Linked DNA regions of Homo sapiens: region 2 is linked to region 1. A link is a loop called in an ENCODE intact Hi-C map of the cell type or tissue named here. Cell type or tissue: natural killer cell. All regions are shown on one strand. Each heading gives the region's core, and the rest is flanking DNA. Links, peaks and the distances in the headings are about the cores only. Region 1 has its middle 160 kb from the start of RORB. Region 2 overlaps LOC101927329 (a long non-coding RNA gene).

Region 1 (5,393 bases), core at 288-5,287:
CAAGGAAAAATTTTGCCCTAGAGCCTTCCAAGGAAGCATTATTCTACACCTTGATTTTGGACTCCTGGCTCCCGTAACTGAGAGAGAATAAATTTCTGTGTGATAAGCCACCACATTTGTGGTAATTTGTTGTAGCAGCCTTGAGAAATTAATAAAATATACATACTGTCATCCACACGAAGGGCTCCCCCTAGATTTGTGCCACTTGGGACCTGCATGATTAGATAGCCCAGATCTTCATGTTTATAACACATGCAGTTATCCATTGCAAGATTTACTCCCCGGTGTTGATAGTTGTGACATCTGATTCATGGAATTTCTGTATTGTACTTTGAATTACTTGTTTTTTAATCTCAGTCAAGAAATTATATGTTCCTATAAAGCTTTCCTACTTAAATTTCAATCAAGATACTCTTGTGGACTTGGACACTTTACCTAGATTACTTAATAAGCACACTTTATATTCTCTACGGTTATCCCTTTGGCTTTTGTAAAATGCTTACAAATTTAGCACTTTATATGATCATATTTTTTATTGTTCTGCACACAAAATGTTTATGCAGTAATAAAATTGGAAAATAAACAGGTTAAGCCTCCTGCCCTTAGACTAAAAATGACAGGGACTCAGGAAGGAAACTCTCCTTTCTCAGAACTATTATTGTATTTATTGTCAGTATACTCAGATAAGCACTTGGCTATACAAAGATGGGCTTCATCTCAAATCATTTCTTAGGCATAAATCTTATCTTCTCAACTATTGGCGCCAGCTTTCTGAAAGCATCAATTGCCTTAAACCCTTCACGTGACCATCACCTCTCCAGGGATGTCTCTGATATAGTTGCTTGATAAATGCTAATCTGGCTAAATTGATGTGTGGGCTTCTGAGTCACACTTCAGCATTTTAGATCATTTCCAGAAATTTCTACAGGATGTGAGAATGTATGATGATGAAAAAATCATCAAACTCCTCCTTCTGACATCTATTACTTAATTGGCTGTCAAGTTTAGAAGAAAAGAACTTTAATATTATATGGAGAAAAGATTTTACAAACTGTAATCAATTGTTTAGGAGTCTAAAACCTCAAGAAGAAATACACATAACATATTCCTAGAGGAAGGTAACTTTGGAAGCTAAATTTGTGACAAGTTTTTTTGGGGAAGATAGGAAAGAAATTAGATGTATGGTTACAAATAGTTCTGTAGATTGAAAATTAGGCAGCTCTTTCAATTGGCAGGAGTGAAGGGGATGGGTAACTTTAGTCCAGTGCAGAAGAAAAAAAAGCATGGACTGGTCACTCTGTATTGAACTTGAGTATTTCTTATTTTAATTGACAACATTCACGTCTCTGAGCTTCTCATTTAGACTTTGATAAAATCAACTTGCAGAGGCAGATGGCAGGCTGTTATTTTTAATTCACAAGCCATGTTAAATGTATGCCATATGTTATAGAACTTTTCAGGCTCAGCCTTTTGAGTGCTACCACAATAAACTCACCAACTTACAGAAAAGGAAATCTGACAGGAAGAATTATGCACTTGCGGGTTACATTTTTGAAACCGAAGTCAGTTACTTGTCTCTTTGCCTGATTTAAGGAGGGGGTGGGTGAGGAAGAAAAACCTCTCAGCAAAATGAGAAGCCACACATTGAAATGGTAATATCTGTGTAAAAGAGAAGTGGGATTAGAGTGTCTGATTGTTGCTTTGTACTGAGAAGTGATATGTCATATCAACAGTATGACACCTCTGAAGAATATATAAGGCAGCCCGATATAATCCATAAAGAGACTCAAACATGAGTTCTAATTTGTATACTGCCAATGACCTTCAGCAGGGGCCTCTCTGGCCTTCAGTAGTACATACGTCAAATAAAAAAGAAGTTGAATTAGGTAATCCCTAAAACCTCTTCCCAAATTTACATAGAATTTACATTTGGATTTTACATACTACAAATCACAACCCATACTCCTGACTGCTTATGGTTAATTACTGCCATTTTTATAGGTGCCATATTATACATAATTGTTTCTTTTTTGAGCAATTCTCCACTTGACAAGACTTCTTCAGTTGCTATTAGTGAAGGTCACCATGGTCAACAAATGTACTGTTGAGTTACTTTCATGAAATCTATTTATTTATTCATCATATGTCTGTGATCTTTGTCTGCAAGAGGTTTAATATCTGAGACGTTATACTGGTAATAGACATACAAGCAAAGCTTTTGAGCACCTGCCTCTGCTCCCCTGGAGACAAGTCAGTTTCTGGAGACATGATTCTACAGATCAGGATTACTAGTTTCTAGTGATAAGGATTTAAGAAACATTTATCCACTGATGAGAACTTTTGCCAGTGTTTACTTATTGCACTATTTAATATGAATATCAGTATTCATATTAAATTGTCTGTTAAAATGAGTTTTTATGAACGTCTTAGTTTCCTTTTGGATTCCTTAAGTAGAATAGGAAATGCCTCCTGCTGCATGAGCAAGAAATGTAAGGGAATTGTTAGATGACGCCAGACATATCTGAACTAGTTGTCTGGGGTCTAGGGGTAAAGAAAGGGGGAAGCTCTACAAGAAAAATGCAAAGGAAGGCTATGGCTCTCACAGAATAATTTATGTGCTGCTCTTGTTTCCTTCTCATGGGATCCTCATCCTTTTAGTGCTCTGTTCTTATCTGGGAGTCCTGAGTGTGACACTCGTGTTCAGCCAGAAGCACAAGACGTAAGTGAGGGCTTACCTGGTGTGTCTTGAGTGGGGTGGAGGCAGGTAGCAGAGATCTGAAATTCATTCATAAAGTATTCATATCTTTGAATTAAATTGTGTCCTTTATTAAAGGTGAGGACTGCACAGGAAGTACACCTTTTTCATAACTCAGAGTCACCTTTGTATAACCCTCAGGCTTTATTCTTATTGTCACTTCCTAGTTTCTATTTCAATATGGTAAATGAACATAGCAGCTCCTTGAGATGATTTTCTTTCTCCTACCTGGTTTTCCTTTTGCCACCACAAACAACATTGCAAGAGAGCCTTCCCTTACTCCTACGCTCCTACTTGCACTTACACCCTCCACTTCTCTCTCTCTTCTTTCACACTCCTATACATATGCACACACACACTTATATGCAAAGATGTGTTAGGCATCTAGTTTTGCTGTTACCATTGTTCCCTGCCACTGCACAAAATGCTGTTCTTTAAGCACACTATTTTCAGAGTCATCTCTTTATGTGTTTGTCTTTCCCACTTCCTGAGCCGGTACTCCTTGAGGACAGGGGCTCTGTCCTATTTATCTTTATATTCCTAAAATGTTGCTGGATCTCGTACATAGAAAGGACCCAGTTAGGTGTTTATTGAGTCAAAAGGATAAACTGAGTAAAAAAGTTCAGTAAAGTACGAATTAACAAACAGCCTATCTGGTTAGGTCGAGAACTTCCTTGATTTCTAGGTCATTTATTTATTTGGTCATTCATTAGGCAATATTTTCATTAATGATTTCACAGAAGAGGTTGATAACACCAGAACTCACTGCTTGCCCTATGGAGTTTGTTGTTTGTTTATGTATGTGTGCATGTAAACCTGCACATGTACATTTAGAATGAGAACAGCTATTAAACTGAAAATTATTTGTTTTACAATGTTGGTTTAATCATTTCCACTAATCTTTTTGTTGCCTTCAAAGTTTTTGGAACATTTTTATATATAGATATCTGGTCAAAGTGTGCTGCACTGCCAACTGCAGTTGAGATTTGAGAGTCCAGAATAGACGGACCAGATGGGCAGCTTCCCTCACAGTAGAGTTTCCCAAAGTGCATTCAGCAGAATACTTGTTTCGAGGGGTGTTAAATGGGATGTTACTAGGTGTTATGAGAAAAGAAACAGAGATAGAGATAAAAGCAGAGCGTGAGATTTACATACTCATATCATATACATATATGAGAAACATTTGAATTAAATGAAGTTAAACAGATTTATTCCTTCAAGATTTTTCAGAACCTTTAATTCACCAACATACTTTGAAAAGGAATAAGAAACAAATTAATTTGATCATTTCTCCGATTTATTTTCTAGAAAACTTCTAATTTGTAAAGCATACCCATGGACTGTTGGTCTTATAAGACCATAGGAAATTGCTGGATTATTAAATGATTATTGAATTGTGCACTCCTGATTGGGCCACACTTTGTGAATTCATAGGTTCCTGTGGGTATGGTGTATATCTGAGATCTCTGCTTGTCCTGAGGTCTGATATACATGTGTTTCTAATTTTTCTCTATGTTATTTGACATCTGGCTTCTGGCCACAGTAGTAATGTTTCCCACTCATTCTCTTGGTTTCCTTCCTTTTTTCAGGCAGTGTTCAATTAGGCAATCAGAAACATCTCAAGATATTTTAAGCAGAGATTTGATTCAGGGAATTGTGTAAAAGGTATTGGAAAGTCGGAAAGCAAATAGGAGAAGGTAGAGAGGGACTGGAACAACCAAAGGACATTTTTGGTTTTGTTTTCTAAATTCATGTTCTTAAAGCTGCTAAGCTAGAGTCACCTTGCTCCTCATACTGAGTTGCTGGAGGTGCTGCTGCTGCCTCTGCTGTAATTGGAACCACACTGATGCCACTGAGTTGGACTCATCCAGGAGGTTGGAGTCTCACTGATGCTGCTGAAATGGCCACCCACGCAGCTAGAGCTCAGTTACCTATAGTTGCCTTCAGTTGCCTGTGGCTGGTACTGTCAATGAGTTGGCCAAAAGGAAAAATAAATGTCATCTCCCTTCTCCCTTATTTCCAACCTTCTGCTATTGTCTCCCATTGAAAGAACTCATTAGGAGGTCAATTGGCAAGGGGGTTTTACAAATGTGGCATGCAAGCCTCCAGCCCTGGTGTACACAGGAGATTATAGAAAGGCAAGTATAGAGATGAAAGCAGCAGACACCCTTGAGTGCAGTCCACTTTTTAAGGTACTCAGCATCCATAAGCACCTTTGTATTCATACTCAAGCTTTGGTACAAAAATAAGAGGCATGAACCTCTCCTTAACAAGATGTACTATCACTTTTTATAAATAGAGACATGTGATTAAACCACTGGTAAAATTTATTGACTTTATAAAACTGTCCACTGTATGGATCCTCTATGTAAAAGCCTCTGCTGACCTGCACTTCTTTGTGTAGCTTGTATCCTAAGGTTCATAGTTAGAGTCACTTCCTTACAAATTTTCTCCACTTCCTAGTCTTTCGCTATTTTCCCTGACAAACCTCAGTCCTAGATCAACCTCAGTCAGCTAATTTCTTCTATATCTGGTCCCTTTGCAGGTAAGTATTACTGGAGAAAACCATGTAAACTAGCAGACTTGTATCAGAATAAGTTAAAATTACTAGCCTCAAGTGAGTATTCTGTATCACCCA
Region 2 (5,393 bases), core at 306-5,305, 87 kb after region 1:
AGCATTTAGGTTGATTCCATGTCTTTGCTATTGTGAATAGTGCTGGAATGGACATATACATGCATGTGTCTTAATGGTAGAATGACTTGTATTCCTTTGGGTATGTGCCTAGATATGGGATTGCTGAGTCAAATGATATTTCCATCTTTATGTCTTTGAGAAATCACCAAGCTGTCTTCCACAATGATTCAACTAATTTACACCCATCAACAGTGTATAATGTTCCTTTTTCTCCACAACTTCGCCAGCATCTGTTATTTTTTGACCTTTTAATTATAGCCATTCTAACTGGTGTGAGATGATATCCCATTGTGGTTTTGATGTGTATTTCTCCAATGATCAGTGATGTTGCACTTTTTTTTCATATGATTGTTGGCTGCACGTATGTCTTCTTTTGAGAAGTGTCTGTTCATGTCCTTTGCCCACTTTTTAATGGGGTTTGTTTTTTTTCCTGTAAAATTGTTTAAGTTCCTTATAAATGCTAGATATTAGACTTTTGTCAGATGAATGGTTTGCAAATATTTTGCCCCATTCTGTAGGTTGGTTGTTTACTCTCTTGATACTTCTTCTGCTGTGCAGAAACTCTTTAGTTTAATTAGATCCTATTTCTCAATTTTTGCTTTTGTTGTAATTGCTGGGGATGAAGGCTACTTGATCATGACAGATAAGCTTTTTGCTGTGCTGCTGAATTCAGTTTGCTAGTATTTTGTTGAGGGTTTTTCAAATCAATGTTCATTGAGGACATTGACCTGAAGTTTTCCTTTTTTGTTGTATCTCTGCAAGGTTTTGGTATCAAAATGATGCTGGCTTCATAGAATGAGTTAGGGAGGAGTCCCTCCTTTTCAATTTTTTGGAATAGTTTCAGTAGGTATGGTACCAGCTCTTCTAAACATAGTGTTTTTGAGATACGCATACTTTGTGAAATGGCTAAATGTGGCTAATCAACACATGAATTACCTTATATGTTTTTGGTGGTGTTAATACTTGAAATCTACCCTCTTAGCAACTTTCAAGAATACAATACATTTTCATTAATTATACATTGTACAATAGATCTCTTCAACTTATTCCTCCTAAGTGAAATTCTGTTTCCTTTGACCAACATCTCCTCAAAGGTCACCCCTCTCCTTAGTCACTGGTAATCACCATTCTACTCTCTGCTTTTATGAATTCTACTTTATTAGATGCTACATATATGTGAGATCATGTAGTAGTTGTTTTTATGTGCCTGCTTTATTTCACAACATAGTTTCCTCCAGGTTTATCCATGTTATTGCAAATAAAATAATTTCTTTTTTTTAAGGCTGAATAGTATTCCACTGTATGTATATACCACTTTTAAAAATGCATTCATCCATTGATGGACACTTAGTCTGAGTCTATATCTTGGCTATTGTGAATAATGCTGTAGTAAACATGACAGTGTATCTCTTTGACATGCTAATTTCACTTAAATAAAAAAAATCTTAATTCAGTGTTCTTCCACCACTCCTGGCTGACTTGGATTTTTTTCCAAAATGATTGCCAGCTGCATCCACCAAGGTGAAAACACTGGAATTGAGCATATCTGACATATTTTTCTATATTTTTTTCCTCCTGTTGAGAGGAATGTCCCTCTTTTCTACACTTGAACAATTTTGCACCTTGGATATGAAACTATGATTAGTGACCATGAATTTTACTCATGCAAGGAAAATTAATTACCAGAATAAGGAGAGTACAGAATGTAGGATTCCAGTGGAAAATGAAATCTAGAAGGGAAACAGGACAAGAAAAAGGCAAAAGGAAGTTTTAGAAACCTAAGCATCAGGTACAAGTGAAAAAGAATCTTTCATATAAACTCATGAATCCCCAGCACATGGTACCATATCCTGGGAGGCTAGAAACCTGTCTTTGTGCTCAATAACATGGCGCATTCTGGCAGAGATGGCTATGACCATCTGACTGACTTGGAATGTGATAGGGCAGAAGGGTTAGCAGTTCCAAACATTTGCTTCTCTCAAGGGCTCCAATTTTTTACTCTATGAAAACTTGGCAAGGAGCCCAATTCTGGATTTTCTTTTCTTTTTTTTTTTTTGCTCCCCTTCTCCCTTGCCAACTCACATTGCATGGCAACTGGGAACATGCCTGATCACAAAAAGAAAATTCTGATTGAGGCCAAGCAGTGTACTAAGCCCTAGTTCAACTTTGAGCTTTGCCTCTGACCCAGATACATTCAACCTAGGGACTTAAAAACCACATGTGGCAGTTATATGCGGAAATGGGGTGAAACTGACTTTCTGCCTAACATGCAGAAAGAGATGAAGGTGCCGACAAAGAAGAGTATATCTCTTAACTTTCATATTATTCAAGTAGAGCTGAACTCTGTTAATATTGGTCACACAGAGTTAAGTAATGGCCACATCTCAGCATTTCAAAAATCTCTTACATGTAGCTTAGAGTGCCACAAACATCCCTTGAGTTGTTGTAATACCCAAATCTGTTGAACAGGGAGGCACATCATAAGAGCAATCTGTTGCTCTTTTTAGAAAATATTTAAGAATTTCTATTTTCACTTGATATTAACAAGTCTCTTTGCATTCAGAATTTATTCTGAAATTACCAAGTTGTCATATATGTGTTATCATAGCTCATGTCATTTGACTGGAGATAAAGATTTAAAAACAAACCATGGAGATATTATTTTATTCCAACTCTGTCTGCTGAACGCTGTTATTACAGAAAAAGAGCACAGGTAGCAAATCTTCATCTCCCCCAAATGTACTTCAATACGTTTTAAGTGTTAAAACCTAATTTAAAATAATGTCAGCATCTTTGGGCTGTAGAATATGAAGCTCAGCATCTTTAAATTATTTAAGAGGTCCACAGAGAACCAGTTATGCTTATAATGTCAGATTTACTCAAAGAAAGGGGAGAGAAAAGCAAAGTGTTGAATAAGGGTTTCCTATGCAGTTTCATTGAGTTATTTCTGCATTCTGTAACTACAACAATAGTCCTACCAAATTTTAAAACAAAACCAGATATGCATGTACCTAAGGTTATAAAATCTATTTTTTGTGTTAGTTTTGTGTTTTTAAAGCAAATATTTGCTTGTGTTCTAGCACAGCTACTTTTTTTTTTTTTTGCTTTTATTTACTAATAATAAGATATATCCAAAAAATGCTAAGAAGGGCAGTGTCCCTGCCACCTTTAAAACTTGTCATTATTTCCTTTAAGTAAGAGATAGGCAATTTCTAAATATATATTGTGTATCACTGTCTTGGTTTCCTCTTTTCCAATGGTCTGGGATACAAAATAAGAAACTTTCTCTTGCTCAAGGCAAAGCATACTATATAAATAATTTTAGGAGCATATTAATATACAAAGTCATATTTATTATAACAAATAAAAATCAATAAAACTTATAGTATAATGCTCAGAAGACTTTTTGATGGTCTGGAGTTGTAGGAAATGACAATGAGATTTTTTGAAACTAGGAGCTCTGTCCAAAATGAACATGATAGCATGGTGAGCGTTAATTGTAAATGTATTTATTTCTAGAGTTTCACATAAAACTTTTATGGTATTTTAGAGTTCATTATCAGGAATTGAGTACTTGTGAGCATCACATATCTATCATCTCCTAATAGTTATTCAATCTCTCTTGAGAAATACAGTTCATTAGAACTAAGTAATAATCCTTTAATAACCATCTCCATATTAAGGCCACAGGTGTTGCAGACAAAAAAAATATATCATTAGGGATAGTGAGAGAGATCTGCCAAACTCAGAGCACTATTAGGCCAACCCAAAGGAAACAACTATTGTATCAAAAAACAACTATTGTATCAAAAAATCAGAAGTGGAGAAATGACAACAGATGACTAAGAAACGAAAAGGACCATAAGGGACTATTATGAACAATTTAATGCCAACCAATCTGACAACCTAAAGAATGCATAAATTTTTAGAAAAATACAACCTACAAGGTGGAATCAGGAAGAAATAGAAAACCTAAACAGACCAATAACAAAGAAATTAAAGTAGTAATTAAAAACCTCCCATCAGAGAAAAGCCTAGGACCTGATGCTTTTATAGTTGAATTCTACCAAACTTTCAAAGAGTTAATATCAACACTTCTTAAAGTCTTCCAAAAAATAGAGTGGAGAGAATATTTCCTAATACATTTTACAAGGCCAATATCACCTTGATACTGAAGCCAGACAAAGACACTCCAAGAAAAGAAAACTACAGTTCAATATCTCTGATGAATATTAATGCAAAAATCTTCAATAAAATATTGGAAAATGGAATTCAACAACATATCAAGAACACTATGTATCATCAAGTGTGATTTATCCTTGCTATGCAAGGTTGGTTTAATATATGCAAATCAGTCAGTGTGATATATCACATTAGCAGACTGAAAAAGAAATGATGATATCAATTGAAAAAGAAAAATCATTTGATAAATTTTAATATTCTTTCTTGATAAAAACTCTTAACAGTTTAGGTATAGAAGGAATGTTCTTCAGCATAATAAAGTCCATTTGTGAAAAACCCACAGCTAATGTCTTAAACAATGGGGAGAATCTGGAAGCTTTTCCTCTAAGATACAAAACAAGGATAACCACTTTTGCCACTTGTATTCTACATAGTACTGAACTTATTATTTAGGACTAGTATTAACAAGAGCAATCAGATTAAAAAAAAAGCAAAAGTTATCAAACTCAGAAAGGAAGAAATAAAGTTATCTCTATTTGCAGATGGCATGATCCTATATGTAAAAAACTCCAAGACTCCACCTAAAGATGGTTAGATCTAATAAATGAATTAAGTAAAGTTACAGAATATAAAATCAACATACAAAAGTCCATAGGATTTCTATAGGCAAATAATGACCTAGTTGAAAATGAAACAAAAAAATCTTATTTACTATAGCATAAAAATATACTTAGGACATGTACACTGAAAACTATAGAATGTTGATTTAAAAAGTGGACACACATAAATGGAGAAGTATTTTGTGCTCATGGATTAGAAGAATCAATATTGTTAAAATATCCATAGTACCTAAAGCAATGTGTAGATTCAATGTAATCACTATCAAAACTCTAGTGGCATTCTTCACAGATATAGAAAAAGCAATTCTAAAGTTTATATGGAATCACAAAAGACTCCAAATAGCCAAAGCAATTCTGAGGGAAAAAAAGCTGGAAGCATCATACTTCCTCATTTAAAATTATATTACAAAGCTATAGTAATCAAAACAGTATGGTACTGGCATAAAAGCATAGAGCTAGACCAGCGGAACAGAATATAGAGCTCGGAAATGACTCCAAACATGTATGATCAACTAATTTTTGACAAGAGCACCAAGAAGACACAATGGGGAAAGTACAGTCTCTTCAAAA

What was found. Hi-C counts contacts between places; a loop is a spot of excess contacts. Peaks named below come from ENCODE experiments on the same cell type or tissue, not always from the same donor. Only the 100,000 strongest peaks of a DNase experiment are listed, where the experiment ranks them.
Region 2: a loop joins it to region 1, with 2.7 times the contacts of the local background. A loop is called at or near these places in 1 of 110 quality-filtered maps.

The regions. Positions count from the first base shown.
Region 1 is chr9:74,329,905-74,335,297 of GRCh38, reverse strand. No RefSeq gene overlaps it. Among named protein-coding and RNA genes, the nearest start is that of RORB, 160 kb to the left of the region's middle. In natural killer cell, for the core only: no CTCF peak of the experiment used is centred there; no DNase peak of the experiment used is centred there.
Region 2 is chr9:74,242,889-74,248,281 of GRCh38, reverse strand. The region is part of intron 2 of LOC101927329 (a long non-coding RNA gene); the gene reads left to right. Among named protein-coding and RNA genes, the nearest start is that of RORB, 250 kb to the left of the region's middle. In natural killer cell, for the core only: no CTCF peak of the experiment used is centred there; a DNase peak (open chromatin) is centred at 2,241; H3K27ac peaks cover 1,709 bases.